Linked DNA regions of Homo sapiens: regions 1, 2, 3, 5 and 6 are each linked to region 4. Evidence: chromatin loops called from intact Hi-C (ENCODE). Cell type or tissue: IMR-90. All regions are shown on one strand. Region 1 overlaps LINC02225 (long intergenic non-protein coding RNA 2225). Region 2 overlaps LOC107986381 (a long non-coding RNA gene). Region 3 has its middle 12 kb from the start of RMEL3. Region 4 has its middle 120 kb from the start of LINC02225. Region 5 holds the start of LOC101928505 (a long non-coding RNA gene). Region 6 overlaps RMEL3 (enriched in melanoma 3).

The links. Peaks named below come from ENCODE experiments on the same cell type or tissue, not always from the same donor. Only the 100,000 strongest peaks of a DNase experiment are listed, where the experiment ranks them.
Region 1: a loop joins it to region 4, with 3 times the contacts of the local background. A loop is called at or near these places in 47 of 110 quality-filtered maps.
Region 2: a loop joins it to region 4, with 10 times the contacts of the local background. A loop is called at or near these places in 75 of 110 quality-filtered maps.
Region 3: it touches region 4 in a loop (4-fold over the local background); 3 of 110 quality-filtered maps call a loop at or near these places.
Region 5: it touches region 4 in a loop (2.0-fold over the local background); 24 of 110 quality-filtered maps call a loop at or near these places.
Region 6: a loop joins it to region 4, with 9 times the contacts of the local background. A loop is called at or near these places in 56 of 110 quality-filtered maps.

Annotation. Positions count from the first base shown.
Region 1 is chr5:57,885,617-57,890,616 of GRCh38, forward strand. LINC02225 (long intergenic non-protein coding RNA 2225) reads right to left here. Exons shown (of 3, transcript NR_109900.1): 3 at 4,715-4,810. Among named protein-coding and RNA genes, the nearest start is that of LINC02225, 11 kb to the right of the region's middle. In IMR-90, a CTCF peak has its summit at 2,442; DNase peaks (open chromatin) are centred at 2,445 and 4,105.
Region 2 is chr5:57,296,441-57,301,440 of GRCh38, forward strand. It overlaps LOC107986381 (a long non-coding RNA gene), which reads right to left. Exons shown (of 2, transcript XR_001742513.2): 1 at 2,785-5,000; 2 at 1-1,375. Among named protein-coding and RNA genes, the nearest start is that of RMEL3, 96 kb to the right of the region's middle. In IMR-90, CTCF peaks have their summits at 1,950 (motif pointing right) and 2,655 (motif pointing right); DNase peaks (open chromatin) are centred at 1,951 and 2,691; H3K27ac peaks cover 1,373 bases.
Region 3 is chr5:57,380,363-57,385,362 of GRCh38, forward strand. No RefSeq gene overlaps it. Among named protein-coding and RNA genes, the nearest start is that of RMEL3, 12 kb to the right of the region's middle. In IMR-90, a CTCF peak has its summit at 3,001 (motif pointing right); a DNase peak (open chromatin) is centred at 3,159; H3K27ac peaks cover 2,838 bases.
Region 4 is chr5:57,776,938-57,781,937 of GRCh38, forward strand. No RefSeq gene overlaps it. Among named protein-coding and RNA genes, the nearest start is that of LINC02225, 120 kb to the right of the region's middle. In IMR-90, a CTCF peak has its summit at 2,645 (motif pointing right); DNase peaks (open chromatin) are centred at 1,614 and 2,664; H3K27ac peaks cover 1,263 bases.
Region 5 is chr5:57,647,997-57,652,996 of GRCh38, forward strand. LOC101928505 (a long non-coding RNA gene) reads left to right here and starts at 2,664. Exons shown (of 3, transcript NR_104668.1): 1 at 2,664-2,763. In IMR-90, a CTCF peak has its summit at 2,481 (motif pointing right); no DNase peak of the experiment used is centred here.
Region 6 is chr5:57,496,961-57,501,960 of GRCh38, forward strand. All of the region lies in intron 3 of RMEL3 (enriched in melanoma 3), which reads left to right. Among named protein-coding and RNA genes, the nearest start is that of ACTBL2, 17 kb to the left of the region's middle. In IMR-90, a CTCF peak has its summit at 2,628 (motif pointing right); a DNase peak (open chromatin) is centred at 2,621; H3K27ac peaks cover 429 bases.

The DNA.
Region 1 (5,000 bases), 110 kb after region 4:
CTGGTGACTGAGATTCAGCGGAACCATCAGCTGGTGGTCCGTTAAATAATGGCACAGATTTCCACAGCTTTCTGAGCTGCAGCTAGGGTTAATCTTGTCTTGAAGTAAGTCTTGGATAGTTGCTTTCTCTTACACATTCCACTCCGCGTTTCTCTTTGCTCTCTTTTTAGTTCTTCCATTTCTTCCTTATTCCATAAGACCTTTTCCCAAACTTCCATCCCAAACCATACTTCCTTGTTAGAATGTGTTTTGTCAGATTTAAACTACCCCTTCTCCCTCCTTAAAAAGAGGCCAGTGATTTTGTTTGTTGTTTGAGTCACAAGAATTAAAAGCCCATCCTCTCTTCTTAAAATCCCTTAATCTTTCTTCTCCTCTTCTGTAAAATGGGTGTAACATCTGCCTCAGTGAGTTGTTAGGAGAAACAAATGAGATTTAGCCATTAAAAGAGTAATGAAATTTCCTGAAACTTTAAAAAAATTACTTTCTTTTTTGAATTTTATTTTTCCTTTTATTAAGTATTTTAACTATAACCCATTTTTTTGTTTCTTTGTTTGTTTCTAGCTTTATGGTCTGCCAATACAAGAACATCATCAATCTAATATAAACAGTTTGGTCAAATGTCTTTGGGACCTATCTATTGGGACCTATTACTTGGGACCTATTCATTACTATTATAATTAATAGTATTCTTTTGGAAAATATGTCACTGTATTACATTCATGTGTTAATTATGAATGCAATTCACAAATCTGTGATAAAAGTTACACTGCACCAGACACTCCAGACACAGGGCTAAAGAGGACTGATATTGCCACACATAAAGAAGTATTTATTACAACAGGAATAGAGTCATGTAACAAGCAAGTGCAAGCAATTGTGCTTCTTGGTAGCACAAATACAGAACCATGCAGTATTACAGAGGTGCCTAAGGTGGGGGCCTTAAGAGAATCTGAACATTCTGACGTTGAGAAACAATGCTTAGAGGTATTTGTTGTTGTTGGTGTTGCTATAAAAATCCTCCCCTTTCATGAACATTTTTTCTTTACTTATTTTATGTGTTTGTTTGATTCCCTAATTTAGGCTTTAAAATGTGCTGACTTTGTAGTCATAATTATGGTACGCTTTTCAAAATTGTTAATGCGGGTGACCAAAACCAATCCCTACCCTTTACAGGCCTGCCACAATCCTATTGATAGCGGCAACTGCCAGCTGAAGGTTTTGGATCTTGTGATTGCAATGGAAACTGGCACGATCAATCCACTTATTTGCTAAATTACCCGTGCTTCCTCTACTGTAATTCCCCCCTGCCCCCTGCGAGACAGAGTCTCGCTCTGTCGCCAGGCTGGAGTGCAGTGGCCCGGCATGATCTCGGCTCGCTGCAAGCTCCGCTTCCTGGGTTCAGGCGATTCCCCTACCTCAGCCTCTGGAGTAGCTGGGATTACAGGCGCGCGCCACCACCCCCAGCTAATTATCATTATTATTATTTTTGTATTTTAGTAGAGAAGGGATTTCACCATGTTGACCAGGATGGTCTCGATCTCCTGATCTCGTAATCTGCCCTCCTCGGCCTCTCAAAGTGCTGGGATTATAGGCTTGAGCCACCGTGTCCTCTACTGTAATTTTACTTGCCCCCTGTGGGGTAAATATTTTCAACATACTTTTTGGTACTGCAGTAAATCACATTCTATCCTCAAGGATGAAAAGCAGGAAGATTCTTATTCATTAGAATAGAGTTTCTTCCCAAACATCCATGCAAGTTTAAAGGCTCCTATTGACTATGTATTAGAAGCACTTTTTTTGTTGTGTTTTGTTTTTTACTGAAATGATATTGTTGGCTCTACAAACAAATGAAACCCAATAATGGGTTTCTCTATTCTTGCTGGTCTTTTCCTTCTTAAAAGAATCATGTGGTCATTCCTTATTTGAAAAAAAAAAAGAAAAAGACACTGAAATGCTGCAATGCCTGATAAGGAGAATCTGCAACACTTGGGCATCTTGTGTATAAGAAAAGATTCTTATCCTTATGCTACTGTCATGGAGCTTGGATATTTACAAACCTACCGCTTTTGACAAGCTTGTGAGAATTTACATAGTCTCACACCGCCCCTAATTTTTATGGCAGAATGTGTCTCACATTTGTAATATTCTCAGAGCTCCTCAGGATTCTAACCTCTCTAACTAGAGATGGTTTCTGAGCAGGCAAGAAGGAAAAAGAGGCAAAAACTGATTGCATCTTTTGTTCGCTTTTCAAAGCCAGATCTCGAAATTCCCAAGAATCCTTAAAGTTGGAGACATGTAGCTAATGGAATTCTAGTCAATCCACATATTTATGTGTTTGGAAAGTGGCTGTTATCAGTTCTTCTTAACCATGTGCACTATTGTCAGGGCCCTTCCAGGCAGCCACACCTGACGAAAGCTGTGATTGCCCTAGATTTCCACTAGAGACCTCTAGCTGATCACAGGAGCCTGGAAAGCAGCTCTCATTACTGGGCGTTTCTCTAGAAGCAGCAGAGGATAAGAGTTTGCCAGTTGCCCCTGGGAGAAGGTGGACTTTACCATCAAAGGAAAATAATTCTGTATAATCTTTCTCTCTCTCATTTTTTTTTAAAGCAAATTGAGGCTTATTCAAGTAGGTATATTGTGAAACACTGAAGAGGAAATAATTTCTGTGTCTTAAAGCTATGGCATACAAAAGACAAAATAGAGATTTTTATAGATTGAAAGGCCCCTTCTCTAAGGGGCTGTTCATACTGATATTTGGAGGCCAGCCTCAATTCTCAGTGTTTGAGAGCTTCTCCTGACAGGTATGAGGGAGAATGAGTTTACTCGCAGTCTGAGAGCTTTTAGGCATTATTGTGAAGCTGAACAAAGTGCTCCCTGTGCCCCACCATGCCCCAGCCTTTTACTGCAGCCCCCTATATGTGAAGGATGGTAGCCCTCCGGGTGCATACCACCTTCAATGCCAGGCCTATAGCTGTAATCCCATGCAACAGAAACAGATGGGATACATCTGTAAGGAGAGACTGGTAGATGAAGTTTCACCGTTTTTCCAAAAACGCAAAACACATTAATCTCCATTTGCCTTTGAATAGTCTGCAGTAGAAACAGAGGACCAAAAGGGAAAATAATCTCCCCTCATTTAACCTGTGCCCCTGTGAAAAATTGTGATAGCTTGTATTTCAGAAACTGAGTGTAACTAATTTTGCCCTCTATCCATGGTCTTCACTACACAGCAGCATTAGAAAGAGAATCAAAATCGGATCAGATCAATGAATCTATAAAGCCTTTTTTGGAATGTATTGCCACCACGAGTTGATCAGTTTCTCCAGAGGCCCTCTAATACCCAGTTTTCTCTGGGGCAATTGTAGATCCTTTTGCATTCATTTTTAGGACAAATCTTGTCATTCTTTTAGGTAGACTGTCATTTGTTCATTCATTTATTCATTTGTTTTTCAAATGCCTATGCTGCTCCAGTCGCTGTGATTTGCAAAGAAAACACAAATGATGATATACAGGGCTTGAGTGGGAGTTCCTAACATTGGATCCACAGATTCCTAAAAGTGAACGACTACTTCAAGATGTCTGTAATCCTCCTAAGATGTGTGTGTGCTTTAACTATGAGAAAAATCCAAGATTTAGAACAATCTTTAAAGGGATTGATGTAAAAACTATTGTAGAGGCTGACAGTTACACGAGCAAGTAATCAGAAGACTACATTAGAATTGTCATATAGTAAAGATACAGTATGTACAGTGTCACATGAGGTCACAGGTGGAGTTTTCTCAATTGTCACTGATGACACAGGTCAGTGAAGGCTACAGAGAAGGTAGCATTTGTGTTATATGTGAAGGTTGAGTAGGAAGTGGTGAGATGACTTGAAGGGAGGGTAGACGAAAGTCAGTGTGCTCTGAGGGGCAGTTCACCTCCAGGGTCTGAGGCCACCCTGCAAGTTGGAGCATGATTGGAATTTTCTCTCCTGCAACCTGACAAATGAAGCGCGCTTTGCCATGAGTCAACTGTTACGGGAAAAGGAATTCCACAGGCATGCCCTGACTGACCACAAATGGGCGAGAGCACATGTGAGTACAGAATGCCCAAAGGTTGGTGTGGAATAATCAAAACGATTCAAATGCTTGGTGCTGTACCAGAGTTGTAGGAGGCCTAGCCTCAGCACTGTACTGCTGCTCTCACTCTCCAACCTGCACTGGAGAGGAAGGTCAACTACAGTAGGTGGAGCTCTGCACCAGGTCCAGAAAGCAGACCTTGATTCTGCAGCTGACCATCTTCCTGCTCACTTAATTCCACCAGCCTCCACTTCTGCTTCTGCACTTAACAGTTACATTTATTGAGGACCTCTATATCCCAGCCACCGTACTGGGTGAATTACCTGCCTAGTTTCATTTTATTCTCCTGACACCCTGCAAAGTAATTTTCATTTTCCAAATAGGGAAAATATACTCAGAAAATTAAAATAATGCCAAAGTAGTCATGCTGCTATAATGTGGTGATACCAAGAGAACCACAGTCTCTACTTCAATCTTGATAATTCAACTGGTTTTAAATGTCACCATCTTAAGGCTATTGATTTATCAGTGAAACAAGAGAGGTCAGTGTAATTTAACACGGTTTTGCAGAGCTAGAATACTGCATTGGGCATATATTGCTTATTTGGGAAGTTATAGATGTGAGTTTGTCTACAGGAGTGCCATATTTTGATGGTTAATGATAGTTTAATTTTAAACTTACAGGATACAGGTTAAGATTAAGCTGTTTCTTTCATGTGAGTCTCATCACTGAGATCTGATTCCACCTACAAAGGTAAGAGAATTTGAAGTAAGTAGCAACTAGTCTTCTCAGAATGTTCCAAATTGCAAAAACAAGTCTGGATTTTAATCTGAGAATTATTACTTTATCAGGATCTATCTATAAAATATACCATTTGACCATAACAAAATAAATTATAAGTTGGGTGTTTGTTTTTTTTAAGAAAAAGCACTTGA
Region 2 (5,000 bases), 480 kb before region 4:
CCAAGGAAAAATCAAAGGAGGAGAGACACAAAACCCCAGAAGCATGACAATATATAAAACCCCATGTCAAAGGTCAAACGGGGCACTTGGATCTTTCAAGATGCCCATTTGGCCCTCTTCCAAGTGTATTTTACTTCCTTTCATTCCTGCTCTAAAACTTTTATAATAGACTCTCACTCCTGCTCAAAAAACTTGCATTATGCTCCTTGGATGTATTCTTTGCTCTGAGGAGGCAAGAATTGAGTTGCTGCAGACCCATATGGGTTCACTGCTGCTAACACATCTGTGTTTGTGTATCTTTGTGTGAGCATAGAGAAAGTTATGAAAGCCTCTTAAAAGTGATTACTTTTGGGAAGGTGTGATTGGATGAGGGTGGAGAGGTTGTTACCTTTTTAAATTACTCAAGTAATTAACAAAGACATTACATTTGAAAACAAAACTTTAGAGCCAAGGCCGGCCCTATTAAATACCACTCCTGGCCCTCTTCCCGCGTTATATGTGGTTTTCCTGAGATTTTCTGTGTATTTGCATGGTTATATATGTACTTGGGGAGAATTCAGAATTTTTTAAAATACATGCTACCACGTTGTACGGATCTTTCTATAATATACCTTTTCACTCCACAGTGGTTCTTTTTTTTGTTATGTGTCCATGTTAGTAAATGTAAACTCTCTAATCCCTTTTTAATTGCTGCATAGGATGCCTTAGCAAATAACCATCTATTTAGCCATTCCTCTACTGACGGGCAGTTAAGACTCTTTCTATTTTTTAGCTATTAGAAACAGTGCCACAGGGGCCACTCGTGTACAAGCCTCCTTGAACGCATGTTTATGTTTCTCTAGGAGAGACACCACTAGTAAAATTGCTGGGTAATAGTGTATGACATTTGAAAAATATTTTTAAAGTAGATTCAGGCCCAGTGTGGTGTCTCTCGCCTGTAATCCCGGCACTTTAGGAGGGCGAGGCAGGAGGATTGCTAAGGCCAGGAGTTTGTGATGAGCCTGGGCAACATAGTGAGAGTTCACTTCTACAAAAAACTTAAAAAAAAAAAAAAAAAAAGAGACTACAGTATATTCTGTAGAATTGCCTTTAAAAGAGGCCATGACAATTTACATTTTATAATCTGAAGGATATTTAAAAAATTATTGTCTAATTTAAAACAGGCATGTCTTAATTAATAAAAAACAAAGAAAATCCATAAAATTGTTCTTGAATTCCCTTTGTTCTCCAAATGTGAAGAGATACATGGATTTTCACCTTTCCTGGCTTCCTCCAGGGAGTCCTCCCAGGTGAGCAGGAGATGGAGAAGGTAGCTTCGGACAGCAAAGATTAATGAGAGTCTTCAGAGAGCTTGTTTCTGTCCCCTGGAACTTACCTGATAAGCAAGAAAAAGTTACAAATTTACTACATATTGAGTATGCCTAGTCTCAAAATCTGAAATCCAAAAGGCCCAAAATCTAAAACTTTTTGAATGCTGGCCAGCATAAAATAAATGCTCCTTGGGGCATTTCAGATTTTCCTACTGGGGATGCTTAGCTAGTGTAATGTAAGAATTCCAAAACCCAAAACGTTTTGAAATGCCAAATACTTCTGGTCCCAAGCAGTCCCAAGAATTTCGACTAAAGGATGCTCAACCTGTATTTGGTGTTTTATTTATAGTTCCAGCATGAGAGAAAGGCATCTCTGAGTTTCAGAAAAGATTTTGGTTGAGCATATGAAAATATTGGCTGAAGAAAGAAAAGGCCTTTAGAATTTACAGAAACATGAAGTGGAAATGGCTCTTCCTCTGACTTAGGCAGTGAATGTAGAACACACCCGGAGAGCTTAATGGGATCTTTCACAGAAATGAAACTCCTCAACAAATGTTTGTCAGCTTAGGTGAGGTTCTTGGCTAAGGCACCAGTAGTGGACTTTGATATTCTTTTACAAGTGTATCACTCACCAGCAGAGGGGGCCAAAGAGCTTTCCACGGTTTGGAAACTCCCTGGCGTCAGAGAAAGCATCGGTATCACCTTTGCCTAATAGTGCAGCATATAAAAAATGTTTAAATTTGGTGTCCAACAAGAAATGCCATAGCAGTCATTTTCTTAAATAAGTAATTTTAACGTATATATGGAATGACATATGCACATTGTTAAAATGCAAATACAAAGAATACAAGAAGGCTTTTTGTATATAAAAACATAAAATGTTTTAAAAGACAGCGCTGGGGCTAAGACTCAGAACTATGTGTTTTAGACACTGTTCCCCCAGTAACCAGTTTGGAAACCTCCGGGATAGCTAATGGCTTCCCTCAGATAGGGAGTTGCCCTCTCCTTAAAAAGTCCCTGCTGGAGGGACAGAAAGGGTGACTTTTGTGGTTCTGGCTTTGTCCTATGGCCCTTTGGATTCCTTCCCACCTTACTGATCATGGTAGTGGAGTGGGTGGTGGCTGGAGGAGAGGCAAAAAGAGCATGTTTCTGTTCTAAACAACTGTCATACAGGGGCTCTGTGTTGATAAAAACACCCATGCTTTTAATTTCACATAATTTGTGGTTTAATTTGGCTATTGCAGTGACAGTCAAGAGATGATTCTCTTTGGAGAGGCTGAGAAGAAAAGGAAAGAGACTAATCAGGGTGTGTTAAACTTTTTTAATAAAAAACGAACACTAGGGGGCAGCAAACCACTGTTCGGAGGAGCGTCTGCACAAAATTTAGTAAGGCCGAAAGATTGTTTTCCTGAACACGTGATGTGTTTGTTAAACATCCTCTAAAAAGGGATGTCTGCTGTCAGGCTGCTTTTACCTGAATGGTAGTTTCAATCTTTAGGCGGTCTTTACTTTTCAGTTTCCTCCACACGTTCCGATACCTGCCATCTTCTCATGGAGCACATTCACATGTCACAATCAGTGTTTCCGCACTCTGGGCTTCTTAAAGGGAGCCCTCCTAGTGCCTCCCACAAAGACCGCTAACATTAATCTCCAAAACCACGCACCTCGTCGGGGAACAGGCGGCCTGAACAGCTCACTTCCTGTATCTTGAGGGATGAGGAGCTGGAGGTCTCCACCCGCTGGGTCTCTGTATTAGTCTGTTTTCACACTGCTTATAAAGACATATCCGAGAGTGGGTAATTTATAAAGAAAAAGAGGTTTAATGGACTCACAGTTCCACGTGGCTGGGGAGGCCTCACAATCATGGCGGAAGGTGAAAGGCACACAAGAGAGAAAAGAGAATCAAGCAAAAGGGATTTCCTCTTATAAAACCAACATATCTCCCGAGACTTAGTCACTACCGCGAGAACAGCACGGGGGAAACTGTCCCCATGATCCAATTATCTCCCACTGGGTCCCTCCCACAACATGTGGGAATTATGGAAGCTATAATTCAAGATGAGATTTGGGTGGTGACACTGCCAAACCGTATCAGTCTCTAAGTTAATACAGATTCTGCCAAGACCTCCTCCTGCCCTCCAGGTGATAGGAGAACTCTAGGGGTCCTATTCAAGTAAGCGTGTTCACAGGGGTGACCTTGCACTGTCCTGAGGGACGTTCCATATAGGCAAAGGCTAAATTTTGTTTGGCTAGATATTTTATTCTAAATCACCTAAGCCTATTTCCTCTGCTGACTCTGGGAATTAGTACCCGGGAGATATATATATCAGCTAGGACTCATATGGGCCTTGGTACCACGTGATGCTTTCTGGTAAGTGCTGCTGAGGTGCCATCAGAGCCCAGAGTATTGGGTTATGGTGTCATTTAGCCATGAGCTGTGTGGCCTTGAACAGACCATGTAACCTCTGTTTCCTCATTTGTAAAATGAAGAAGTGAGCCTGGAAGTGAGCCCAGAAGTGCATCTCTGGATCTGATTTGAAGCAAGTAGATCACCATGCTCCATATTCTTTTACGGGATCACATTTGTAACTGCCTGTGATGGTTAATATTGAGTGTCAACTTGACTGGATTAAAGGATGCAAAGTATTGTTCCTGGCTGTGTCTATGCCAAAGGAGATGAACATTTGAGTCAGTGGACCGGGAGAGGCAGGCCCACTCTCAGTCTGGGTGGCCACAATCTAATCAGCTGCCAGCGTGGCTAGATTAAAGCAGGAAGAATGTGGAAGGACTAGACTGGCAGAGTCTTCCAGTCTTCATCTTTCTCCAATGCTGGATGCTTCCTGCCCTCGAACGTCGGACTCCAAGTTCTTCAACTTTTGGACTGTTTGACTTACATCAGTGGTTTGCCAGGGGCTCTTGGGCCTTGGGCCACACAGTGAAGGCTGCACTGTCAGCTTCCCTAGTTTTGAGGTTTTGGGACTTGGACTGGCTTCCTTGCTCCCCAGCTTGCAGACAGCCTATTGTGGGACTTGATCTTGTGATTGTGTGAGTCAATATTCCTTAATAAGCTCTCTTTCATATATACAACTATCCTATTAGTCCTGTCTCTCCGGAGAGCCCTGACTAATTACACTGATCAATGGGTTCTTCTTGCTCACTGCGCAGATGTGTTGATTTACTAAGACAGGATAATTATGACAGAGAGAGTTTAATACACGTAGAGCCAGCTAAACGGGAGACCAGAATTAGCCTTCCTGAAAATTTGGAGGCTAGGGTTTTTCAAGGATAGTTTGGTGAGCAGGGTGAGCTGTGCTGATTTGTTGGGGATGCAATCAGGGGAGTGGGGAAATCAGTTCTCATGCACTGAGTCCACTTCTGGGTGGGGGCCACAGAGGAGGTGCTGGTCCAAGTGGAGTCATCCAGTTGTCAGACATGCAAGAGGCTGAAAAGACATCTTAAAAGGCCAATCTTAGGTTCTAATAATTGGGGAAACTGCAATTCTTGTGTCCTTTGGAACAATGACTGGTAATCATTTAACTATGCCTACATTTAGCAGAATTTAAGCGCCTCTCATAATCCTAAACTTGTGGCCTTTTATTAGTTTAACAAAAACGTAGTTTAATTTTGGGAAGCGCTATTATCATTTGAACTATAAACTAAATTTCTCCCAAAGGTAGTTCGGCCCATGCC
Region 3 (5,000 bases), 400 kb before region 4:
ATGTTTATTGCGGCATTATTCACAATAGCAAAGACTTGGAAGCAACCCAAATGTCCAACAATGATAGACTGGATTAAGAAAATGTGGCACATATACACCATGGAATACTATGCAGCCATAAAAAATGATGAGTTCATGTCCTTTGTAGGGACATGGATGAAATTGGAAATCATCATTCTCAGTAAACTATCACAAGAACAAAAAACCAAACACTGCATATTCTCACTCATAGGTGGGAACTGAGCAATGAGAACACATGGACACAGGAAGGGGAACATCATACTCTGGGGACTGTTGTGGGTTGGGGGGAGGGGGGAGGGATAGCATTGGGAGATATACCTAATGCTAGATGACGAGTTAGTGGGTGCAGTGCACCAGCATGGCACATGTATACATATGTAACTAACCTGCACATTGTGCACATGTACCCAAAAACTTAAAGTATAATAATAATAAATGAAAAAAAAATGTGGCACATATACACCGTGGAATACTATACAGCCATAAAAAATGATGAGTTCATGTCCTTTATAGGGACATGGATGAAGCTGGAAACCATCATTCTCAGCAAACTATCACAAGGACAAAAAGCCAAACACTGCATGTTCTCACTCATAGGTGGGAATTGAACAATGAGAACACATAGACACAGGAACGGGAATATCACACACCAGGGCCTGTTGTGGGGTGGGGGGAGGGGGGAGGGATAGCATTAGGAGATATACCTAATGTGAAATGACGAGTTAATGGGTGCAGCACACCAACATGGCACATGTATACATATGTAACAAACCTGCACTTTGTGCACATGTACCCTAAAACTTAAGGTATAATAATAAAAAAAAAGAAAGATGGATGGATGGATGGATAGATAGATGGATGGATGATGAACGGATGGAGAAAATTTATCAATTTCTCTACTGTTCCTTGGCTATTAGGTCTTCTAGTCATTGGCCCAGTTGCCAACTGAGTTTGAAAGAAGCAATACTCAGCTGTGACTGTTGATGGAAAAATGGACCATAGAGGAAATTTCTGACCCACTTTTGGCAAAGTGGACACACATAGACCCAGCCCTTCTCTCTGAAAGATGGACAAACTGTTTGGGAGGGGATGACCTCCCAGCAAGGTCAATGTGGCTCTAGGGTGACCAACTGAGGGAGAGCAGCTGGGCCAAAGTGACCTGTCCAGCCATTGCTCAGAACAGGCTGTAATCCTCACTGTGAACAAGTCCACTGAGTTTGCTTGTGGAGGATAAATGCAGGACTGACTGTATAGAAAGGTAAAGAAGCATCACCTTGGCCAGGGAGGCCCCAGACAAAATCATGAAGCAGGTGTATGTGTTTGCAGTGACTTCTACTTATCCTTTTTGCCCAGTGTCTCCACCTTTCTAAATCTCATTTCATCCCACAGGGAATGAGGGTTTTTATCCTGCCTTGTTCCCATTATGGAAGAAATAAAATAAAGCAGAGTAATGCTAAGCATTCATTGTTACTCTCATGGCTTGCAGGTTGGCTGCAGCCTGGCTGAGCTAGGCTGGGCTTGACTGGGTGGCTCTGCTTCAGCTGCAACCCTGGCTAGGCTTGACCCTTTGCTGTGAGTTGGACTCATGTCTACACCCATATGATCATGTTAGAGTCCAGGCTCAAAGGGCAGCAGCCACCTGAAGGAAGCTCTTGTCCAGGTAATGGCAGAAGCATAGGACAGGTATTAGTTTCCTAGGGCTGTCATAACAAAATACTACAAACTTGGTGCCTTAAAATAATGAAAATTTATTCTTCTACAGTTCTGGGGGCTAGAAGTTAAAAATGAATGTGTAGGCAGTGCCATGATCCCCCCAAAAGTTCTAGGAAAGTGGCCTTACTTATCTCTTCCAGTTTTTGGTGGCTGCAGGTTTTCCATGGCTTGTAGCAGCATTACTCCAATCTCTACCTCTGTCCTCTGGCATTCTTTTCATGTTTCTGCGTCTTGTCTCATGCAAGGGCACTTTTATTGGATTTAGGGCCTGCCTTACTTTAGTATGACAGTATGATCATAAGTTCCTTTCAATCCTTACCTTAATTACATCTACAAAGACCCTATTCCCAAATACGGTCATATTCTGAGGTTCCAGGTGGACACAAATTTTTAGGAGACATGATTCACACACTACAGGAGGGCAAACCCAAACAGGCAAACACATTATGTCTGCTCACATCTCATGGGCAAAACCAAGTCACATCAATTGGTAATTATCTTCTGTCTCTAGTGTGAGGGGCTGTAAAGTCACATGGAACAGGCCTGGATACACAGGGTGGGAAAGAAATGGGGCCAACAATCCAACCTACTACAAAAGCCTAGTTTGCTGTGAACCCAGAAGAGGAGATGGTTGGTGGTTCTGCAGTGCTTCCTAGCCCTCCAGACTCTCATCTGCATAAATGGGTTTGCTGAGAAGTCCGTGCCTCATGGAGTTACAGTAATGATTCAGTGTTAATACATGCAAGCTGCTTAGCACAGTATGTGGCACACAGTAAGCACAGAATTAATGTTAACTACTATGATCCTTATGAACCCACTGTCCTTTCTCTACCATCCACTTCACCACTCTCTGTTATTCCTTATGCTTTCCCCCCTTCTCCTGGTTTTCAACACATGTAATTTCCATTTTGCATAATTCACATAAACGAGCAAAGAAATTCTCCTGTTGAAGAGTCTTGTTATACTAGAATTTGGAAAAAGGGGGTCCCAATTATAGGGTGAGATAACTATTTAGGACATTAACTATTAAGATAGTGGATAGTTGTGGGCAATAAGCAAGCTAAACTAGTGCTTTGATCTCCTGAAAGGGAACTTGCTGTAGGTTGAGGGATTTCTGTGGCTTTCATCAAAGGAGTGAGAATCATGCTGGGCCATTACCTTTGCAGAGTGGAAATGATCCAGCTCAGTTTTGAAGCAAAAGCTGATCAGATAAGGGCAAGAGAGCAAAGGATGCTGCATCATCACCCAGGCTGGCCTCTTGGCCAGCAGGCGGAGAGATAAGAACGTTGCTCTGGGGAACGAGTTCCCCAGCAGTAACTGCAGTCTCTGTTTGGAATATGAGTTGTTCCATGCTAATGAGTCACATTTCATCATTTCCGGGAGTTGATGCCCCAGAAGGGACTGTTGTCACATAAAACCTTTTTATAAAAACTGTTTATTTGGTGGAGTCTTTATGTTTAGCTTTTGCACCAAAATAATTTCTAAGTGATGATTCATTTCCAACCTACATGACATGCATAGACGCAGCTAATGCAAAATAGTGTTGATGCACGTTTTTTACATTTTTTTTTCAATTTAAAGAACCGTTGTACAGTTTTTGCTAAGGTCTCAGGATTTCTTGAGATTCCTGTGGACACAGTGCTGCAGAGCTGCACCCGAGGCAGGATCTGATGGGAAAGAGTGCTGACCTGTTAAGGGCTGGATGATCGTTCTGGATGGAATGTGCAGGAAGCTCTAACACTGAAAATGGACTTAGGGACTGTCTTTGCCTCTGTTGGCTGTTAATGATCTTTGCAATCCCGAGAATTTTAGAAAAGAGAGCAATAATTTCTACTAGCTGTATGGTTACTAATTTCTAATCATCTAAATATAACCTTTTATATTAAAATAGGTGTGATTACAGGCACAGAAAACCAAACACCACGTTCTCACTTCTTTTTTTTTAAATTTTATTATTATTATACTTTAAGTTTTAGGGTACATGTGCACAATGTGCAGGTTTGTTACATATGTATACATGTGCCATGTTGGTGCGCTGCACCCACTAACTCGTCATTTAGCATCTCCTAATGCTATCCCTCCCCCCTCCCCCCACCTCACAACAGTCCCCGGTGTGTGATGTTCCCCTCCCTGTGTCCATGTGTTCTCATTGTTCAAGTCCCACTTATGAGTGCACATGTTCTCACTTCTAAATGGGAGTTGAGCAATGAGAACACATGGACACAGGGACAGGAACAACACACACTGGGCCTCTTTGAGGGCGGAGTCGGGGGGCATCAGGATAAATATTTAATGCACGTGGAGCTTAATACCTGGGTGATGGGTTGATAGGTGCAGCAAACCACCATTGCACATGTTCATCTATGTAACAAACCTGCATGTCCCGCACATGTATCCTGGAATGAAATAAAATAAAATAAAATGAAAAAAATTAAATAGGTGTGATTAGCAAGATGAATTCCCCTGTGAAGCCTGGAGCAGGCTTCACTTTTTTCAACACACATCTGTGCCTCAACAACATCAGACAAGGTGTGGGGGCTCACGCCTGTAATCCCAGTACTGTGGGTGGCTGTTGCAGGAGGATCACTTGAGGCCAGGAGTTGGAGACCAGCCTGGGAAACATAGCAAAACCCTGCCTCTACAAAAAATAAAAAATTAGCCAGGCATGATGGTGTACGCTTGTAGTTCTAGCTTCTTGGAAGGCTGAGGCAGTAGGATTCCTTGAGCCCAGGAGTTCAAGGTTATAGTTATCTATTATTGTGCCACTGCACTCCAGTTTGGGTGACAGAGCAAGACCCTGTCTTAAAAAATGTCTTCTGGCCAAGAGAAGTGAGTATGGGTCAGCAAACATGAAGTTCTTGCCCAGAGATCGAGAGATGCTGTTGGCCTTTGCAGGGGGAATGGCCCTGCCCAGCAGAGGGTAGAGCTGTAAGGGACCCTGCCAGGAGATTTTGCCCATGGGTCACTTGAAGAGTGAGGAGTCACCCTTCTCTCATTGACCATGTGCTTCTTGGTCCTTTCTCCACCAGCCATGAATGTGTGTATGCATATAGGTGTGTGTGTGTGTGTGTATGTGTGTAGCAGGGGCGGGGAGGAGGATGGGATACCAAGGTGTCAGCGATCCACCCGTCTTTGTGCTCTGCCACTGCCAACAGCATCCAAATGCTAATATTCAGCCTCTCCACCCAGACATAGCTACACAGGTCCCTCCCACTTCTACATTCTGTGGCAGACATTGCTTATTGCCTAAACAGAGCCTTATTCTT
Region 4 (5,000 bases):
CAATTTACTACTAGCTGAGAGCCCTGCTGCAGTTCTGTTATTAACTGCTCCACTATGGCAAAAGGATAGAGGAGAATGTTGAACAGGGCTTTTCTAATTAGTGTTTGTGGTGCTAGTCTGCTGGCTGACCTTGAAATTGGAATAAGGCAGGTCAGACATTAAAACTCAGAGAAAGAAATCAGAATTCTTTAACTCTCTTCTCTCTATACTATCTTTAACTCCACTTCTCGACTCGTCTACTCTACTTCTCTCATACTATCATAGACCTACAACTGGGCAACCCTTCATACTCTATGTTTATTTGTCTTATACTTTTACAAGGCTTAATAAAACTCCAGCTTACTAGCCAACCAACATGAGAGTTTTTCTGATTCTCCATAATGACTTCTAAATGTCAAATGAGTAAGATTCAGTTTATCCAGTTCCTTAGGCAAGATAACAAGCCCCCGATTTCTAATAATGTAGGAAGCTTGTTACTTTTTAACAACTGGCCTTGAAGACCTGGGTGGTTCCCAAAACCCCTTAATTTGACTGCAAAGATGAGTCACTGAAAACTCTGTCATCAACCATACTATGGGGACAGTGCTAACAGAGATCCTTGAAATTCCCAGATAATCCCCAAACTACCATTTGGCTACCAGCTTTAGCCTCTTAACTTAAATCTTCACTAGAACTGCTAACAACATTACACTGATAAAAGCTTCAAAAGAGCTAGCATATTTCTGAGAAGTGTTAACTTGGGGATGTATCAAGAATTGGGCCATAGAAAGAAGTTATAGAAGCAAAAATTGAATATTCATTCTTGTATAACAAATGCATTGTAGAGTTTTGAGTACTTATTGCATCATTTAATTGTCAGTAGAATAGTTTGATTTAAGCTATATAACAGTTTTATCATTTATTTGTAAGCCTTAACTAGGTAGAAATATCTTTTTATAGAATTTAAACAATATATTAGGAGCAGAAACTGACTTGCTGAGAAATTGCTGGGTCTTTCCAGAGGTCGTATGAATAGATTCTTAGACAAAACAGAAGTCTAATTCTAGAAAACTGTCTAGTTTTCAAATGTCTATTATAATCTATCTCTGAGTCTTAAGTGTTAAGGCCTACTGCTCTTCTCATTGTGTTAATGGGCTTTTGCTTGTGCGCCGCAGAGACTAATTTTCTTTCCCATATAGATATAAATAAGGACAATGGTACAAAAGAGAAAATGGTGAGGGAGGCCTTGGAGCTAGAGTTGGGAGCCTTGTAGGATTCCCTGGGTTCCTCAGAAAGCGCTCCCTAATGTGGAAAACCAAAGTCAGGTAAATGGAAGAGGAAATGTTAAAGGAGAATTACTTTCTGGTATTTATGCTACTTTCATAGACATCTTTTATAGCTCCTGCAAAGGCAAGAAGGAAATCATTATGCACTTTGTATAGTGACCCAAGCCCTGGCATGGAAATTAAAATACTTGCTATTAACTCTAACTCTGCCACTAAAGTGTGTGGCCTCAGGCATGCTATTTCTTTTCCTCCATCTCTTTATTTGTAAAGTGAGTAGTGTAAACCATGGGTGAAACACTCATTTTCTGCCCAAACATTTGATGTTAGAAACCTTGTGATATAATGGAAATACCACACATTTAGGAATATAAGCAAATTTCTAGTTATATGTTGTGTAACACTGATTGAGTGAGCTCTTTTAGTTTCTTATCAGTAAAATAAATAGATTAACACACACTTTGCAGGGCAGCTGTGAAAATAAAAGATAACATATAATAAATACCAGGAAATGTGCCCAGAATGTAGAACAGCTTTACATTAAAAAACAATGTTTATTCAATGATGCCATGACCTGGTCCTAAATGGCCCTGCATTGCAGGTTGAGTTGTAAGTCTGACTTCTGTCTCCATGGATTAAGCAGCATGGAGTCTGTGTTACTACCTGAGAGTAAAAGCGATTCAAAGCTCTTGGCTCTGTCTATGAATGAATGCAAAGGCAATTCTCTCCCAGGACCTCTTGGAAATGCTATGGGAGATTAGAGGCCCATTGCACAATCATGCCTTAACTCAGCCTCTATGGCCCTGGGACCTCTCTAACCCCTCTCTAACCCCTCTCAGCTATGTTGAAAGCTCTGCTGGTGAAGGAAAATGTAGTGAAGCATGGCAAGCTACTTTACTCACACCAAGAAATGCAAAGCCCTGACAATGTAGAGGGGTTCCAGAATAAGTCTTTGAATCCTTTTTCTGATATTCTCAAATACTTGTGTTGAGAATTGGGCAGGATGCTGAGGGGTGGGGAGTAGGCAAAAGATGGCGAAAGACATCCACTTCAGCGAACCTCTAATGTTTCCCATTCAGTTGGGAATCTAATGTTTCAGATTCAGTTGGGAATCTGTCAAAAAACGGGCTACATCTTAGGGGAAATAATCCATCTTTTAAAAGTTTCCATCAACAACAAACTTCTCTCATTTACAAGAAAATGCATCATTTGACACCTTGGAGATTTTACCTGGAGGAAGATAATTTCTTGAAGCTTCTTGTGCCTGTGAGAGCCCAAAGCTATTTTGCAGCTGCAATATTGATAATGTATTCACATTCTCCCCAGAGCACTGGATTCTTTAACCTTAATATTGAGTCTGGAATGAGATTCTGTCCTCTAGAGGTCACCAATGCACCAGATTTGAAGGCCACGGAGGCTTCTAAAATGCTCAGGAAGAGCTAGGTGTCCTGTTCACATATGAATGAAAGAGAAAATAAGGCAAGTAAATTATCCTAATGGTTATTTTCCAGCTAGTCTCTGAAGAAGTAGGAAATCTGGTTTTCAATAAGGCATTTTAAAATGGATTTATCTTGGTTTATCTTGGCTTTTCTCTGCACTGATCTAGCTGAAGGAAACTCCTATAGTAATTAAATACTTCTTAACAGATAGTTTACTTTTGATAGTGAGAGAAGAAACTTTTCTAAATAGAAGAAAAACTGATGTAGAAATAGGCTATTATAGCCTCCATTAAATGAGTGTTACTTTCACTGGTGCTCTGGCCAAGGCAGAAGGTCTCTCTGTGCCTCCTCAGCACACTGTCTTCAAAGGGCATGGGGACACAGAAGCAGGGAAACATGGCCCTTTAATTCACAGTTATATAATTTTTGAGTTGCTTTATAAGGAGAGACGCCATCTAAAGTATTTATATCTCTGCAGACAAATTAGAAACTGCACATAAAGGGATCACTTTGAGAGTCAAAATATGCCTTTCCCTTGGGAGAACAATCAGTCAAGAGCCAAGAAAGTGGTAGTCTCCGTTTGGGACTATTGGGACCTAAAGGAAAGTCTTAATCAGACTTTGCCTTTTTAGTTATCCTGATGCGTTAATCTTGTATGAAGCTAGTTGTCTCCCTTAAATAGAACTAGCCAGGAGAACAGCACTCCACGTCGGCAGCCGGACTGAACGAGGGGAGTATACACTGCGCTGCCCAGGGTTTGGGAGGTGCGGTGTCCTAGCCTGGTGCCCATGGACTGCACTGTTCAAGGCGTGACCTGAGAGTCACCACCAGCGGTTCCCAGCATTGTTCCTGCTGCTCTGGTTGCTCTCCAAGGAGAGGAATTCCTACACCACGACTTTCCCAGGGTCCAGACACTTGCCAGCACCTGACCCATCAGGAAATCGCCTCTCCCCTCTTCCTTCCCCTATTCCTTCCCGAGCATTCCCCAGTCCAGGGTGTGGTCAGCCCTCAGAAGATCTGCTGGGATTGATTGACAAAAAAACAAAACCTTCCTCTAGATAAGAAAGATCACAGTGCTATAGGAAATCTATTTACTTCTGGGTGGCACTTGTCTACCCTCTCTCTCATTCTCTCTAACACTTTTAACTGCTGACTGTGTAGTTTCTTATCATTTCTTCAAGATATGTGGGGCAGTCAATCTTCAATCAATGAGCATTGTTTGGGTAACTCTTTTTATGGCCAATTCACAAGGAAGTAAAACATTTTGTCCTAGAGAGTTAGTGGTGGTCTTTCTCAGGGTTATTCGACATTTTCTTTAGCACTAAGAAAGAACAGAGACAAATTTTTATTTCTGAGCTGTTTCCGTTAGCTGAGAGCCCCCTCTAAAAGCTGCTAGTACTACAGAGATGTGAGAGTTCAGCAAAGGATGGCACTCGTCATCTATTCTGGAGAATCCTGTAACGTGGATAATATGCTAGGTGGGTGGCAAAGTGTTGTGCAATGTGCTTTGCTAGGTTGAGAATCGTGTCCCTGACTTCTTGCCGATGTAGAGCTGACAGAAAGCTTTCTGGGGATTCAGTGGTTTGATCTTGGTTACCAGTTGAGTGACTGTAAGCAAGCCTCTCTTATGTCTTATTTCTCTTATTTGTAAAGTAAAAGGTTTGGACATCATTTTCTCTAAGGTCCATTTTGAAGCCAGAACCCACTCTGAGAAATTAAGGCTGCTCAGTCAGGGCAGTTGCATCTTAGCAAGTGTGTTGGCCTCTTAAGACTGCCTTAACAGTGTACCAAAACCCAAATGGCTTAAAACAACAGATAATTCATTTTCTTATAGTTCTAGAGGCTGGAAGTCTGAAATCGAGGTGCAAAGAGGGCCAAGGTCTCTCTGATAGCTCTAGGGAGAATCCTTCCTGGCTTCTTCTGCCTCTTGGTGTTTGCCAGCAATCCTGGCATCCCCTGGCCTGCAAATGCCTCACTCCAGTCCTATTATCATCTTCTCCCTGTGTGTCTTCACACGGTCTTCCCTCTGTGCATGTCTGTCTCTGTGTCAAAATTTCCACTTTCTATAAAAACACAGTCACATTGGATAGGACCTGCCATAATGACCTCATTTTAACATGATTACTTCTGTAAAGACCCTATTTCCAAATAAGGTCACATCTTGAGGTACTGGGGAGTAAGACTTCAGTGTATCTTTTTGAAGGGATATAGTTCAAACCATAACCGTAAGCACATAACAAATCCCTCTGTGCTGGATATCTTCTCTTTGACCTCTGGGTGCATTGTCCATGTTATTTTG
Region 5 (5,000 bases), 130 kb before region 4:
TTAGTGTATTTTATGTGTGGCCCAAGACAATTATTTTTCTTTCAATGTTGCCCAGGGAAACCAAAAGATTGACACTCCTGATTTCATCCGTTCACATTCAAGGTTAATGTTGATATGTGAGGTTTTGTCCCTGTCATAATGTTAATTGTTACCTAGTGGCTTTGTAGTGTCAATTGTGTAATTGTTTTATAAGACCTGTGAATTATTTTGTACATTCATTTGTTTTTACAATAGTGAGCATTGACCTTTTGTTTCCAAGTTTTGAACTCCTTAAAACATTTCTTGTAGGACTGGTCTAGTGGTGATGAATTAGTTTAGCATTTGCTTGTCTGGGAAATATTTTATTTCTCTTTCTTTTATAAAGCTTAAATTTAGGAGGATACAAAATTTGTGGTTGACAGTTTTTGTCTTTAGGAAGTCTGAAAATAGGACCCCAATCTATAGTGGCTTGTAAAGGTTCTGCTGAGAAGTTTACTGTTAATCTGAAGGGATTTCCTTTATAGGTGATTAGATGCTTTTTTCTTGATGATTTTAGAAGTTTTTCCTTCATATTGACTTTAGAGGCCCTGATGACTATATGCCTTGGTGAAGTCCATCTTGCAATGCATTTTCCTAGAGTTCTCTGAGCTTGTATCTGGATGTCTAAATCTGTCTCTCTCTCTTTTTTAGGTTTTGGGCTCTTTATCTTGCATTCAAAATTGATGATGAGAAATATCTATGAATGGCAGTAACCTGAAGAGGCATAAATGACAAGGAGTTGATCAACCCTGAGTTTTCTGATTTTCATTATGTAAAGTAGCATAAAAAGTATTTTTTTTTACTTTTATTTTAAGTTTAGAGGTACATGTGCAGACTTGTTACATAGATAAACTAAACTTGTGACATGGGGCTTTGTTGTGCAGATTATTTTATCTCCCAGGTATTAAGCCTAGTGCCCATTATTTATTTTTCCTGATCCTCTCCCTCCTCTCACCCTCCATCATCTAATGGGCCCCAGTGTGTGTTGTTCCCCTCCATTTGTCAATGTGTTCTCATCACTTAGCTCCCAATTATAAGTGAGAACATGTGGTATTTAGTTTTCTGTTCCTGTGTTAGTTTGTTAAGGTTAATGGCCTCCAGCTCCATCCACATCCCTGCAAAGAACATGATCTGAGTTTTTTTTATGGTTGCATAGTATTCCATGGTGTATATGTACATCATGAAGCTGAATTTAGCAGAATACAAAATTTGTGGCTGACAAGTTTTTTTTACACTTTTTTAACAAATCTAATCTATCATTGGTGGGCATTTAGGTTGATTTCATGTCTTTGCTATTGTGAATAGTGTTTCAAAGAACTTTTATGTGCATGTGTCTTTATAATAAAATGATTTATAGTCCTTTGGGTATATACCCAGTAATGGGATTGCTGGGTCAAATGGTATTTCTGTCTTTAGGACTTTGAAAAATTACCATACTGTTTTCCACAATGGTTGAACTAATTTACACTCCCATTAACAGTCTATAAGCGTTCCTTTTTCTCCACAACCTCTCCAGAAATGGATGTCTAAATTTCTACCAAGCCTAAGGAAATCTTCCTTAATTATTTACTCAAATAAGTTTTCCAAACTTTTAACTTTCTCTACATCTCCCTCAGAAATAGCTATGACTTGTGCATTTGGTTGTCTTACATCATTCCATACTCCTCAAAGGCTTTGTTCATTTATGAAATTCTGTTTTCTTTATTATTGTCTGACTGGGCTAATTCAAAAGATCTGTCTTTGAAATTCTTTTTTCTGCTTGGTCTAGTCTATTATTAAAGCTTTCAACTATATTTTGTAATTCAATGAATTCTTCATTTCTAGATGTTCTTTGTGTGTGTGTTTTGTTTTAATGTCTACCTCTTCAGCAATTTTTTCATTGATGTCTTGAATTGTTTTTCTAATTTCTTTGTGTTGGTTTTCAATTTTCTTTTGTATCTCATTGAGCTTATTTAAAATCAATATTTTGAATTATTTATCTGGTATTTCAAAGATTTCCTTTGGATTAGAATCCATTGCTAGAGAGTTAATGTGATTCACTGGGGTGTTTTAACACTCTGTTTTTTCATATTACCAGAATTTTTCCTCTGGTTCCTTTTCATCTAGATAAACTATCTCTTCTTCTCTCTTTCTTTTTTTTGAATTTACTTTCGTTTGGAAAGGAATTTTTTTCCTCCTTGAGGATGTGACTATGCTGTATGCTGTGTATGGTTATTTTACTTTGGTTCTGGATGCTTTCAGTGGCAAGGATTCTATGTGTGTTCCATGGTTATAGATAGCTTTTGTGTGGTGGCTTTCTCAAATGCTGGTTGTAGCTACATACTGGGTGGGTTTGTGAGCAGGTTCACTGCCTCCTTGGGTATCAGGATAGAGGAAGTCTCAGGAATCTTAGCTCATTCCTCACTGTTGTGCGCTTGTGTCAGCAGGTTTTGTATTACACTGTGCAGTTCAATCTCCAGGCCAGTAGGTGGCATTTACAGGTAACAGCTGACTATCTGCAGAAGCAGATGGGCATATACTTGATCTTTGTTTACTGAGAGAAGCTCTCTTTTGCTTCAGCCAATGGGCTGTTCTGTGGACCACCCACAAAGCTGGGTGGAGCTGGACTGTCAAGCTCAACTTTGACCTCAGATATCCCAACGGTAAACACGAGCACCAGACCTGACTGGGTGGTTGAGGGAGCTCCTGGTGAAATGTGCTGAGGCTTCTGCTGAGGTTTCTACCTCAGCTCCACGGCCTGGCCAGGTAGGAATGCAATTCACCTTCCTGTCATGTTTCTGTCCTGGCACTCCAGACATTCGGGTCAGACAGACCTCACTATCTCCAAGCTGCAGTGAATCTGAGAGCCATGAAAGGTACCTGCTCTGTGATTCTCTACCAATGTGGTTATGGTGTGGAACTTCTTTTCTCAGCCCAAAACGTAAAACTTTGAGGCTCTCCTCTTCTCTGCTTCAGGAATGCTGCTGCTCTATGTAGAGAGTGGGAAGGGCCCTGCCATTTTGCAAGCCTGGGCCTGGTAAGCACACTGCCAATGGGGTACATCCACCCCTAACAGTCCTAGAATGACCATCCACCAGCATGCCTATGTCAGTCTCCTATGCGTGCAGCCATGGCTGTTTCTGCAGTAGTTGTGGGGAGGGTAGAAAAAAGAGGTCTCCCTCTCCACAGCCATGCTCAAGCACTGGGGCCATATGGCCACTGGGGTGGAACATATTCCTTTCCCACAGAGCTGAGCATGGCATCTTTGTCTCTGCTGGAAGAGACACAGTCAACTTTACCGCATAAGTGGAAGCTCTCAAGCACAGGAAAGAATGTGCTCTGGTTTCCTTTGCCCCAGGGAAGAGGTACTTCCTTGGTGGGCTGCACTCTCTCTTCCCTTAGGAGCAGCACTCCCTGAGACCTGGGCCATGGGCATTCTGCAGCTTCTCTAGGTCCAGTCAGGCCTGTGTGGCTGTCACAATCCCAGCTGGTGCTGGGGAATGTCTGTGGGAGATCTGGCAATGTGGAGACACAAGGGCTGAGGTTACCTGGGCAGAAAACAGTCTCACAATGGGTATGCAGCAAATATGGCACCTGCTACCACAGCTTGGGTCCAGGAACAGGGTGAGTGACTGTGTGCAAGTTGGTAGTCTGGTGTGATGTCCTCAAAAAGTTACCAAATCACCACCCATACTAGTGCTTGGGCTCATGAAAGCAGAGGAGACCTCTAAAGTTTGGAAACCAGCAGTCTGCTGCAAGGGTGAAGGGAGCCAAGAACATTTACCTTTTTGATGAAATACCAAGTCCCTCAGGAGGGTTTGATCTCAGCCAGCCTTTTGCTTCTGTCTTTTTCTGTATGGTAGCTTCTTCCTGTGAGTTCTCCAATAGTTCCGGCACCCTCTCTTTAATATTCTATGTGAGTTTTGATTATTTACCTCTACGTTCCATTCTTCTTTCTGAGGAGAACTTACATGTGACCTCTCTAGTCAGCCATCTTGAAATTTATAAAACCTGAATTTTAGTTTTTTATATTATGGAAAGGTAATATGTTTATAGAAATGTTTTGATGTGTAGAATAATATCTATAGATGTAAGTAAAGGATATTTAAAAGGAGTTTTTTTCTATGTGACTGTACCCAATTTGTCTGAGAAGGCAGCAGAGGGCAAGTACTTTCCCATCCAGCACATGCTGTGAGATCACCTGTGCAGGATGTTCAAGTGCAGTAGAGAAGGGCTGATTTTATGACATTTATCTCAATATGCACTTTGAGCATAAGAAGGATTGATATTTAAACAGAGGATTTTCTGTGTACTGGGAGTCTGCCCTCACTCCCAACACCGGAAAAGTGCTGGGTGCTTCACTCTCACTTCAATCTAGTGTAAAGTGCTGCAAGGTAACCAATCAGGAATCTTGATGTGTTCCTGGATTTGGAGGGACACAGTAGTTTACTGTCTGTGTACTATGGAAGATAATCTTGAAATGAAATATTGGCTGAAGCCATGTATGAAGGTGGGGAAAGAGCTAAGGCTGCACTTTCACCATTTGGCATGAAGGGGGTACTTTCCCATGGGCCTGATGTGAAAGCTGGAGCCTCTGAAATGAATTCTGCAAAGGCAAGGGGGCCCTGGAAGTATGAGAATGTGGGGTTGGTTGCAGAGGCAGGAGCTGATGAGGAGTAGCAATTGGTCAGCTAAAGAAGATACATCAGGGACCTCTGAAGAATTCACAATCATATGCTCAAGAAAAAAGTCAGCTTTGGTCACACCACCAAGAGCATCAACACTGAGCAAATCAAGCAGGTCTTTTCCTGCTTTCTTTTCTTTTGTTTCTCTCCCCTTGCAATCCTGCGGATTTGGGTATAAGGTAGAGAGAAGCTGACAGAGAAACAAGATGTCTGCTTTCTTTGTTTTCCACTGTAAGTTTCCGAAGGAGGCCCAATCTGGAGTAGGGAGAAATAGTCAACTTAAAATGACTTGTGGAATTTTAACTATTACAAGAACCT
Region 6 (5,000 bases), 280 kb before region 4:
ATGCCATAGCTGTGAAACTAGCTTGGAGAGCAGCAAATCCCAGAAGTGGGGCACAGAGGCTCCAGAAAAATGTTTCAAAGGGAAGGATGAAGGCTTATAGAATACCTGATTGCTTGAATGCGTTGAAAAAAATATTTATTCCTAGAAGTCTGGGAATGAATATTCATTAATATTGGATGAAGAAAATAGACTTTTATTGGCCGGGTGCAGTGGTTCATGCCTGTAATCCCAGCACTTTTGGAGGCCGAGGCGGGCGGATCACGAGGTCAGGAGATCAAGACCATCCTGGCTAACACAGTGAAACCCCGTCTCTACTAAGAATACAAAAAAAAAAAAAAAAAAAAAAATTAGCCAGGCGTGGTGGCGGGAGCCTGTAGTCTCAGCTACTTGGGAAGCTGAAGCAGGAGAATGGCGTGAACCCGGGAGGCGGAGCTTGCAGTGAGCAGAGATCGTGCCACTGCACTCCAGCCTGGGTGGCAGAGCCAGACTCCGTCTCAAAAAAAACAAAAACAAAAACAAAAATTAGACTCTCATTAAAGCAGAAAAAATATTTTGGTAATCTTACCATCCAGAGATAATCACTATTCTTGTTTTTACGTACATAGTTGAGACCTTTATGTATGTTAAATTTTGTATCTTTCTCACACATCCATATCACGAACATTTCCTCTAAATTATATAAAACATAAGCAAGAAATAAATTGATAAAGAGGAGCTTATGGTACATATCTTTTATAGGTCCTTTCCTTCTATAAGGTAAAATAATTTAATGAATTGGACTAGATACAATATTCTGAAATTGGGTGGAGGGTAGTGCCAATTTTAAATTATCCTGTCTACCTATCAAGTCATGTTTGCTTTTATTGGGTGGGTGCTCAGAATATGTGATCCTTGAAGAAATAAGCATCCATGTCTATGGAGACATGACATCACCTTTGGGAAAATGACTTTGTGACAATTTATCTTACTGTATTTGACAATAACAGTGACATGTTATATATGCAGAGTGCTGCTTATGAACTTTTAAGAGCTTTCTCTTGCTGTATCTCACTCAATTCTGACAATAACTCCATGAAGTAGGTAAATAGACAATTTTTTGTATCCCCAAAACATTAATATTTAATATAATGTAAATGTTACTAACAGTGTCTATCTTAAATAACACCTTGCATTTCTTCAGGATAGTGCTTTCTCAGGTAATATTGCATGAGATTCTTTGTTTAGGAGAATTGGGCTATAGGAAATTCATAGAAATGCTGGAATGCTAATGGAAATTTCATGCCTTGCCTATTTCTCTCCATCCACCCATCCATCCATCCATCCATCCATCCATCCTCCATCCATTGACTTGTAGTCTGACGGCTATAAAAGAGGTCACATGGATTATCAGATAATTCTTCTTTTTGGCCAATTGTGGAATCATGTCTTAGTGATAACACAGGTTTCTCTTCTCTTGCTCTGATGGTAGTTCCCTCAACATTTTCCCTTGGAATAAAATAAGGTCTGGATAGTAGTATTTGCAGGACCCCAGCAAGGGTAGAGGTGGGAAGTGGGAAAGGATGCTCCATTAAAACAGTGAGGAGGAAGAGCCATCCGATTTTATGCAGCTGCAAACTGAATGATGAACTGGACTGGGATCTGCAGGACTTGATGGGCCAGTCAGAATAAAATGTCCTAGTCTTTTTAAACAACAGTTTCTTTGCCTAAAACACAGAAATAGAATTCACACCTATTTCAAAGGCATGTTGTGAAGATCAAAATAAGTTTTTGCATCATTTTAAGATGTTTTGGAACCCTTGTGTTAAAGGAATTGGAAGCTTTCTACCTCTGGTGCATGAAAAATAACCAAAGTTCAGCCCATGCAGCCATGAAGAAGCTTGAGAAAGACCACCGCTAAGAATGGAAAGGGGGCCTATAACTCTGGTACACTATACTCCTGCAGCCCAAGAGCCAGCTTCTCCAAAAACTACAGGACGGAAGTGCAAAATCCCTCTCTATGCTCTTCTCAAAGCTCTTAGAGAAGTCCTTTTGGCTCTGTTATCCGCATGGGTTCTCTGTGTGTGTGTGTGTGTGTAGGAATAACAGCATGTTTGGCTGGTGGAACACCTCTGTCTTCTGAACCCTGGTTCTTCTTGATTTTCCTTTAATTAGAGTTGATTTAATTATTAAAGTTTCCTATTTTTTTTTAAGAAGGCAAGGAGTTCTATTGATTTATAATTTCCCTAGAGCTTATTGTTGTCTTGCTATGACCCAAAGAAAAGCGTGTGTGGAAAGAGAGGTCCTATCAGAGAGTTCTGAGGCCACTGATTGACCCTCCTCTTTCTACCCTAACTAAATATGAAAATAAAAGCAGGCAGCAAACATCTGTTATCTTTATCAGAAACCTGGACTTTCAGTTTCATACCACACACGTGAAATGGAGAAAACAAATTAACTGAAGGCACTGTAGACTCTGAGTCACATAGATGTATTTTTAATTTTAAACAATTGCTTGTCACAAAACTCAAAGTATTTTTTTTTCTTTTCAGTGTAGGAACGTGGGAAATGAGTGCGTAGTGTGCCTGCAGGGCTTGGACCTCGTGCCCTTGGAGCTAGGAACACGGTGCTTTTGGGATTCTCTTTCTATCCCCTAGATGGCAGCAACATTCTTTAGAGCCTAACTGGTAAAAACAAACAAACAAACAAAAAAAACACCTATGGAAAAGCTGCAAGTCCTGCCTGTTTAGTCTTGGCTTTCAAATTTACATAGTACCTTTACTGTGCTATTTATGTGACTGCTTGGCTTAGTGAGTCTACTATTTATTAATGAGAATACATGACTTTCTCTGTTGTATGGAAAAATAATGGTTTTGTATATCTAGGTCTGTTGGTATCTCTAGACCAGGGTTTCTCGCATTGACATGATTGACGTTTTGGGCTGCATAATTCTTTGTGGTAGGGAGCTGTGCATTGAAAGATGTTTAGCAGCATCCTTGGCTTTTACCCACCCACTAGATTCCAGTGGTACTTCTTCCCTCCCCACCTCAGTCATGACAACCAAAAATGTCTCCAGATATTGCCAAATATTTCCCGGGGGGCAAAATCAGCCCTGGCTGAGAACCACTGAATTAGGTTGTTTTACTTATCTCCAAAGATTAGCTCCTGTATTACTATCATTTAATTTTGTAGGGATGGTTAAATTAAAGCATATCTACTTACACTTTTTCTTTTCTTTTTCTTTTTTTTTGAGATGGAGTCCTGCTCTGTCACTCAGGCTGGAGTGTAGTGGTGCGAACTTGGCTCACTACAACCTCTGCCTCCTGGGTTTAAGCAATTTTCCTGCCTCAGCCTCCCAAGCAGCTGGGATTACAGGTGCCTGCCACCATGCCCAGCTAATTTTTGTATTTTTAGTAGAGACAGGGTTTCACCATGTTCACCAGGCTGATCTCGAACTCCTGACCTCAAGTGATCTGCTCACCTCGGCCTCTCTACTTATAATTTAAATATATTCTATTTTTTTATTTGTTTGCTTGGGGGATACTTTTTCTGGAGGAGAAAGAAATGAGGCTGAAAAGACAAAGATACATGTAAAGACGTTGCACATCTTACCTCCAAATGAGAAGATTGAGGTTTTCAAATTATAGCTTCCTATTAATAATAGCCACACATATATACTTTTGTTACTTTTTATTCCTTTTGATTTTAACTAGCCTGGCTGAATATGAATGATGGGAAGGAGAAAAGCAAAAGGGGGTTATACTTGAAAATTGTTTTAGTCTATGAAAAAGGCTCAAAGAATTATAGAAGGATTGTGGAGATCACTCGGTCCAACTTGTGAGCCTTAAATCTGGGGTGCAGTAGTTATGGTGTAAGCTGAGGAGGAGCCAGGGCAGTATCATCACAGGTGCTCAGCCCAATGGCCTCTCCTTGGTGAGGAAGGTGAAGCCAATTTGAAAGCAAAGAGAGAGATTCGGTTCTCTGCAAAAAACAAACAAAACCAAAGCCAGTCCCTCCTCCACCCAATCTTCCATTGTAAATTCTGAGAAGGGAGCACCAGGCCTGGAGGATGCTGTCAGAACAGGACTCCTGAGGAATTAGATGCACCCGAGATGGCGATGGGACCCAGGTGTAATAACCAACACTCCACCTTCTATTAAATAGGAACTTTCTTCTGATTTGTTCCAAACACTCCCCACACTCGGAGAGCATTCCAGTGAAGTGGGTGGAGAAGGAAACAGATGTGAGACCAGATGCAGATCTGAACAAATTTGTTAGGTGAGTTCACGGATCCTTCCTTCTTTGGGAAGTGTTAGAGAAAGGAGGGAATTTCTGGAAACCAACCAAGTCAGTCTTGGAGATATATCCAGAGAACTCCATCAGCTATGAAGGGACCATGTTCCCACCTTTAGAACAGATATGATCTACAAAATAGAGCAAATGCTTTTTCTGGCGAGGAAGGACAGAGGGCAGAAAATGAGGTCCAAATAGAGTGGTTTGAGTTGTCCTCATCTGAGCCTAAACAGTTATGATGGAATCTCAGGAGGAGCCACATGGTATGAAAGGGTTTAATATTGAGTGAGCCTGGAGGAGGGACAGTATTGAAAGCCCAGCTCAGATGTACAGGATGTGTCTGTTCTTTAAAGATACTGATGCATTTCTCTTGAATTTTTCTACACTGCTGGGTCAAGCTATGTCAAGAATCTCTGTCTCATTGGGAAATGAGATATTTTCTACAATCTGTTTTTTTCTCTCATGATTCCCGTCGAGTTAAAGGCTGACATCTCATCAAGCAGCTCAACAGCCCCAGAGAGAGAGAGCGAGAGATCCCTTAGAGAGCTGGGCCCCAGGGAGAGACACATCTGAGGAACTCTCCCTGCATTGACTTGGCTTTGTGGCCTCTGTCCGAGGTTTTCAGATCTTATCAAATAGTGTCTCATTTGCACTGCAGTGCATGTCACAAAGCCCTGTGGATGCAAAGGAGGTGACAGCAAAAAAGGTTAACAGCAAACTGGGGACAGTGC